2 separate regions of the Homo sapiens genome follow, and region 1 is linked to region 2. Evidence: chromatin loops called from intact Hi-C (ENCODE). Cell type or tissue: psoas muscle. All regions are shown on one strand. Each heading gives the region's core, and the rest is flanking DNA. Links, peaks and the distances in the headings are about the cores only. Region 1 has its middle 9.0 kb from the start of CHROMR. Region 2 overlaps ZNF385B (zinc finger protein 385B).

Evidence for each region. A loop is a pair of places that touch in the nucleus more often than their neighbours do. Peaks named below come from ENCODE experiments on the same cell type or tissue, not always from the same donor. Only the 100,000 strongest peaks of a DNase experiment are listed, where the experiment ranks them.
Region 1: it touches region 2 in a loop (19-fold over the local background); 4 of 110 quality-filtered maps call a loop at or near these places.

What each region holds. Positions count from the first base shown.
Region 1 is chr2:178,403,152-178,406,078 of GRCh38, forward strand. No RefSeq gene overlaps it. Among named protein-coding and RNA genes, the nearest start is that of CHROMR, 9.0 kb to the right of the region's middle. RefSeq lists an enhancer at 1,227-1,406. In psoas muscle, for the core only: no CTCF peak of the experiment used is centred there; a DNase peak (open chromatin) is centred at 1,460; H3K27ac peaks cover 817 bases.
Region 2 is chr2:179,745,618-179,748,544 of GRCh38, forward strand. All of the region lies in intron 3 of ZNF385B (zinc finger protein 385B), which reads right to left. Among named protein-coding and RNA genes, the nearest start is that of MIR1258, 110 kb to the right of the region's middle. In psoas muscle, for the core only: no CTCF peak of the experiment used is centred there; no DNase peak of the experiment used is centred there.

The DNA of each region.
Region 1 (2,927 bases), core at 286-2,785, 1.3 Mb before region 2:
TGTGGCTCATGCCTGTAATCCCTGCACTTCAGGAGGCCAAGGCGGTGGATCACCTGAGGTCAGGAGTTTGAGACCAGCCTGGCCAACACGGCGAAACCCCATCTACTAAAAATGCAAAAATTAGCTGGGTGTGGTGGCACATGCCTGTAATCCCAGCTACTCGGGAGGCTGAGGCAGGAGAATCACTTGAACCCAGGAGGCAGAGTTTGCAGTGAGCCGAGATCACACCACCGCACTCCAGGTTGGGAGACAGAGCAAGACTCCATCTCAAAAAATAGTAATAATAATAATAAATAAACAAAAAAAGACTTAGAGTTGCCTTCAGTTTCCCATGTTTCTAGATTATGGGAGAAAAGCTGTAGTTCATGAAGTCTGCAGGAAACTCACAATCACTTAGGTGAGAGTTTCTTCCATCTTGGTCTCTTGGGAAAGTTCTAGGGATTCATTTACATTCATTCAATAATTCTCCCTTGGGAAGAGAGATTTCATGGGGGCTATTTTCTATCTGTCAATGGTGAAAACACTTTCAATAAAACAATGATGATGTGTTTAGTTTGTAATCTGTACACGTATTATAAGTAGATGATTTATCAGTCTTAATCTCCAAGTCTCCAATTTCTTCAAAAGAAGTAGAGGAAGAAATATTTTCAGAGTGTCAAAACAACATACCAACTGTTTGGTTAACTGGAATCCCAAAATCTGTTTTTTGTAAAACAAACATTGGTAGTCAACCTATTTCAATCCTGCTGGAATGTGATAAACTCACATGCTCTGGGGCCTTTCTACAGCCTGGCCTCACTGTGGTGCATTTATGGGCTGGTACCCAGTCTATCCTGACACTGTCCAATCACAGAAATGTGAGGACCTTGTAATATCACGTCCTAGGGATAAGTTCCTAGGGCTCTATTGAGGAGAAACTTTGATGTGGTTGGCAAGAACACACAAAGAAGTCAGTCTTGTCTCCTTTTCTGTGTATGCACCAGAAGTTATCAGCTTAGAGGGAAGGGGGAGGTGGCGAGAGAAGATTGAGAAAATGCTAAACACTTGAAATGACAAAGAAATGCCCCCACCCCCTTTGCCATATGTACTTAAGTAACTGGGAAGCAAATTGAAAATAGAGAGACATAATAGATGAAACTTTCATTTGCATAGTTTGTGATTATACAGTCACAGTTGCCATAAGTCAGTTTTCCTGCCCAATTATAAAATCATGCCAGAGAATTAATCTTTTATAAAAGTGCATATAGCCCCAGTTACATTAAACTATTGCTGGTGGTAGGCAGTGGTTTCTTGGTTTTGTTTTAGCTTGCTAAGTACAGAATTGGAGGATACGATGGGATAAACAACTGAATACGTGACAACAGTTTGTTGACTCAGACAGAAAGCCATCAGATGGCAAGGGTTGACCGTTGAAGGATGTGGGTTGGCCTGACTCAGAACTGCACGGCCTGTCTGGCAGCTGCTTGGCCAGGCAGCTGTGCAATGTGGACAGCTGTCTGCCTGAAGACCAGCCTGCTTCAACAGCACAGGTTCTGCTAACATACATGCTAACAGGGCTGTTTTCTCTTTAAAACAATGGGTTTGATGGGTTGGGAGGGAGTGAAAACTATAAAAATAAATCTCTGCCAGGAAGCTCTCAAGTCTCTTAACGAGGTCATCCATATAGCAAGTACTCTAAGGTATAAATAATGAAAGCTCAGTATTTCCTACTTATTCCTGAAATTGTCCATCATTTTTAAAGTTTACCAAGAGTAAACTTCCCAAATGTAACAGCTTAGTACTTTACCCTTCAAATTCAGATTTATAAAATTTTAGAAGAGAAATATAAGAATGAGAATTTTTCTTTCAAAGAAAATCAAACCACCTCACATTCAACCCTTCTCTTCCTTAAGATTCTCCTCCAAAATACTTAATTTTCTACTTCATTCTCAGAATTTTCTATATGTTAGCATAGTATTTTTTGGTTATTATTTTTTAAGCTGCTCATCTTCCCCAATTGCTTTATTATTATTATTATTTGAGACGGAGTCTCACTCTGTTGCCCAGGCCGGAGGGCAGTGGTGCGATCTCGGCTCATTGCAACCTCCGTCTCGTCTCGCGGGTTCAAGTGATTCTCCTGCCTCAGCCTCCCGAGTAGCTGGGATTACAGGCATGTGCCACCACGCCCACCTAATTTTGTGTTTTAGTAGAGATGGGGTTTCTCCATGTTGGTCAGGCTGGTCTCAAACTCCCGACCTCGGATGATCTGCCCGCCTCGGCCTCCCAAAATGCTAGGAGTAATAATTTAAATATGTTTTAACCCGTTGCAGTTATTATTTTTACTGATGCTTAAATTGTCTCCTCTTTGGCCAGTGGGAAACTTATTAATCAGCTCCTGAGCCTCTTGACACTGTGGTGCAGTGGTTCACACCTGTAATCCCAGCACTTTGGGAGACCAAGGAGGGCATATTGCTTGAGCCCAGGAATTGGAGACCAGCCTGGGCAATGTGGCAAAACCCTGTCTCTACAAAAAATACAAAAATTAGCTGGGTGCAGTGGCATGTGTCTCTAGTCTCAGCTACTTGGGAAACTGAGGCAGGAGGATCTCTTGAACCAGGGAGGTTGAGGTTGCTGGGAGCCAAGATCATGCCAGTGCACTCCAGCCTGGGGGACAAAGTGAGACTCTGTCTCTAAATAAATAAATAAATAAGCCAGCATGAGCTTATTAGAGATCTACATTTTACTTTTAGTTTAGAGACATGGTCTCACTCATATACTTAGCAGTATATGAGTAGATGCATACAATGAACAAGATTCTCACTTAACACATGATTAAATCTGAAAAAAAAAGAAAGTGAAAACCTTAACAATATCCTCTCTCTCTCTCACAGACCCTTGCAGGAGTCAATATAACTAAATACGTCCTAAAATTTCAAGGAGAGTAGCCA
Region 2 (2,927 bases), core at 337-2,836:
ATTGAGGACTCCACAGGATTCAGCATAACATACAAAAGAATCTGTTACTGACATCCCAGACCCCAGCATCCAAGTTTTAGAATAAAAACGCTCACCTCTGCTAGGAAGTCCACTCCACATCCTGGCAGGGCTCTCACCAGCTTCAAGAGCAACCAAGTTGGATAAACAAAACTTCCAGTATGTGACCAGGATAATGCACAGCGCTACCGAGACTTGGCTCCAGCCCTGATTATCTGTGTGACAGCACCACGTTATATCAGTGCCGCTCCAAGCCTTCCCAGTTGCTGGCTTATTGCACTGCTCATTGAAAATCCTTTACATGCTGGCAACATTTTAGGGAAGGACAAGCACACTCTGAGTCATTTGTAAAGAAAGCAGAGCAATTTCAATTCTATATCTCCATGTGTGCTGAAACCAGAAGCACTGTCAATGTACAAGTCTGAGGTGGATTTATGCTGAGAAACAGGCAACCTAAGCCTTCATTATCAATGCATGAAATCAGCCACTGTGATCAAATTCAAGCAAACCACAAGAAGGATGTGATTATGAAAGTCTCCACAGATTTAGCACCAAACCTTGTGGAATAAAGAATCATCTATTGAAATTGTGTAAATGTTAAAAATAGCTCTGGCTTTTCAACAATGAGCAGGATACAGGGAAGAAATCAGTAGTCTATATTACGAGGACTTATAAAGGCTGCATAAATCAAAATAGCTGTAGGTTCCTGGGACTTCGCTATAGACAAATGAAATCACTGGAGACTATGACAATTATAACAAAAATAATTCCATATATTTGACATAGATGTCCATTAAAGGGCAAATCAAACATCCTTTAACTCCTAAGTGCCCATCTCTAAATTAAAATAATGGTGATAGTTAAAAATGTGCGATGCTATGCTAGCACCAGGACAAAATACCATCAATTTTATTCTAAGATAATTTCATAAACAATAGAGATTTAAATCTATTCTGTGTAACAATAAACATGCAAGATAGATATTTTAACACTATAATCTTTGCTCATTATTTTAAAAAATCTATAGTTCATTAAACCCATGTATTTTTATCCCAACTACCCCCAAATTTATACTTTTGCTTTTTATAATCCTTTCTGTTTTGTTACTAAAATATAAGATGCAAGAGCTACTGGACATCGTCTTTAGAAGACACAAGGTCAGAAAGCAGTATTAGATATACCCCAGAAATACATATACCCCAGAAAGCAGTAGCAGTGCTTTGAGATCACAAAATATACAGATTTGACATGTGCATGCAAACTGCAAAGCAAAAAAGAAATAAAATGTTTATTAAAAATCACAAAAGTAAACTGGAAGAAATTCCTAGGAGGCAACATTGACAACACATTTAAGGTTCTATTCAATTTTTTAAAAAGGGTTTTAGGTTCTCATTGAGACTCTGAAGGCCAGACAAACTAGAATCCAGTAAAGGCAATTCCTGATTTGAGGATCTCCTATAAATGACTGGGTTCAGTTCTAGTAATCCTACCAGCTCTGAGATGACACATTTAGAAGTGTCTACAATATGAAACATCTGTGTAAAACTAAGCAGCACACATTTACGTAACACAGCATTCTGGAGCAACATTAAACACAGCACTCTCATGGGCATTCTCACTATGTCCCCATATGGAAAGTTGACTCCTTACGGGCTGCTGGTTAGATGCCCTTGCTTGGAGACAGATTAGACACACGATTGGATATGCACATGCGTGTGCGTATACATATACCTATGCCATTGAACACAATTGCCCCTCACAGTCACTTTTGCCACCTGAATTCTATTTGTCACCTGAAGCCCCTAGGGCAACATTTGAATGTATTATGAGAAAAGGCATTGGGCATCATTGACTTTGCAATTGTTCAGTGTCCTCTCTCTCTTCTGTCCTCTCTGCCTCACCCAACACACACATAAACTTTCCTTCGAAAATAGTCATAGGAATAGTTCATGAGAGATTGTATGCCTAAAAATCTTTTTATTATTACCACACATGAAGCTCCCTAGTAATAAGATAAAAGTTTAAAATTAAACCAGGATATTTGATTATACGCCAATCCCTTATCTAAAACCCTTCGGGCTTGATGCATTTCAGAATTCAAACGTTTTCAGATTTTAGAAAGGTAATACTCTACGTATGCCAGGAATTATATAATGCCTCCAGTGGCAGATGTTATATAATGCCGCACTGGGGTCTGGGGCAACAACTCTATAATCAGACACATTAACATTCTATAGCAAAACCTGTGCATATTCATACTCATTGGGATAAATAAATGCTATAATTTAAGCTCACATTAGTTCATGTCACGTTTTCCCATCAATATGAATTATAAAATCTTCCAGTTCTCACTGCTTCTTGGATTTCGGAAATTGCAAGTAAGAGATTGTGGACTGTATAAATGTTTACCTAAACTGCTAGAAAGTTATGGATTGGGAAATGGTACCTAAGCAGATGTTCTCTTGCTTAGGCAAGAAATCTGGAGGGTAGTGTTACTTTAATGGATGGGCAAAAATATGAGGGAAGGTGCTGTTAAGAATGAGACACAAAGCAGAGCAGATATGTGGCAATAATGCACGATGACAAAACTAGGACATGGAAAAGATAGGCAAGAAGAAGCCACTTAAAATGACTGAATCAAAAAAAAATACAAAACATAATAATAATAGTACTCATTGATCACCTAAACTCTATACCCACTAGTGTGAAAGGCACTTGACATAAGTATTTTTTTAGCAACCTACCTTAATTTTCAAAAGGAAATTTTAAAAGGACACATGTATTTCAGAGGGAGGCAAAACATTGGGTTATCTCACCCTCTTCTCATTGTACCCAAAAGCAAAATATCCATAATGTTAAACAGTGCATGTGACACTGTCAGACACAAACAAAAAAATAACCTTTGCCTT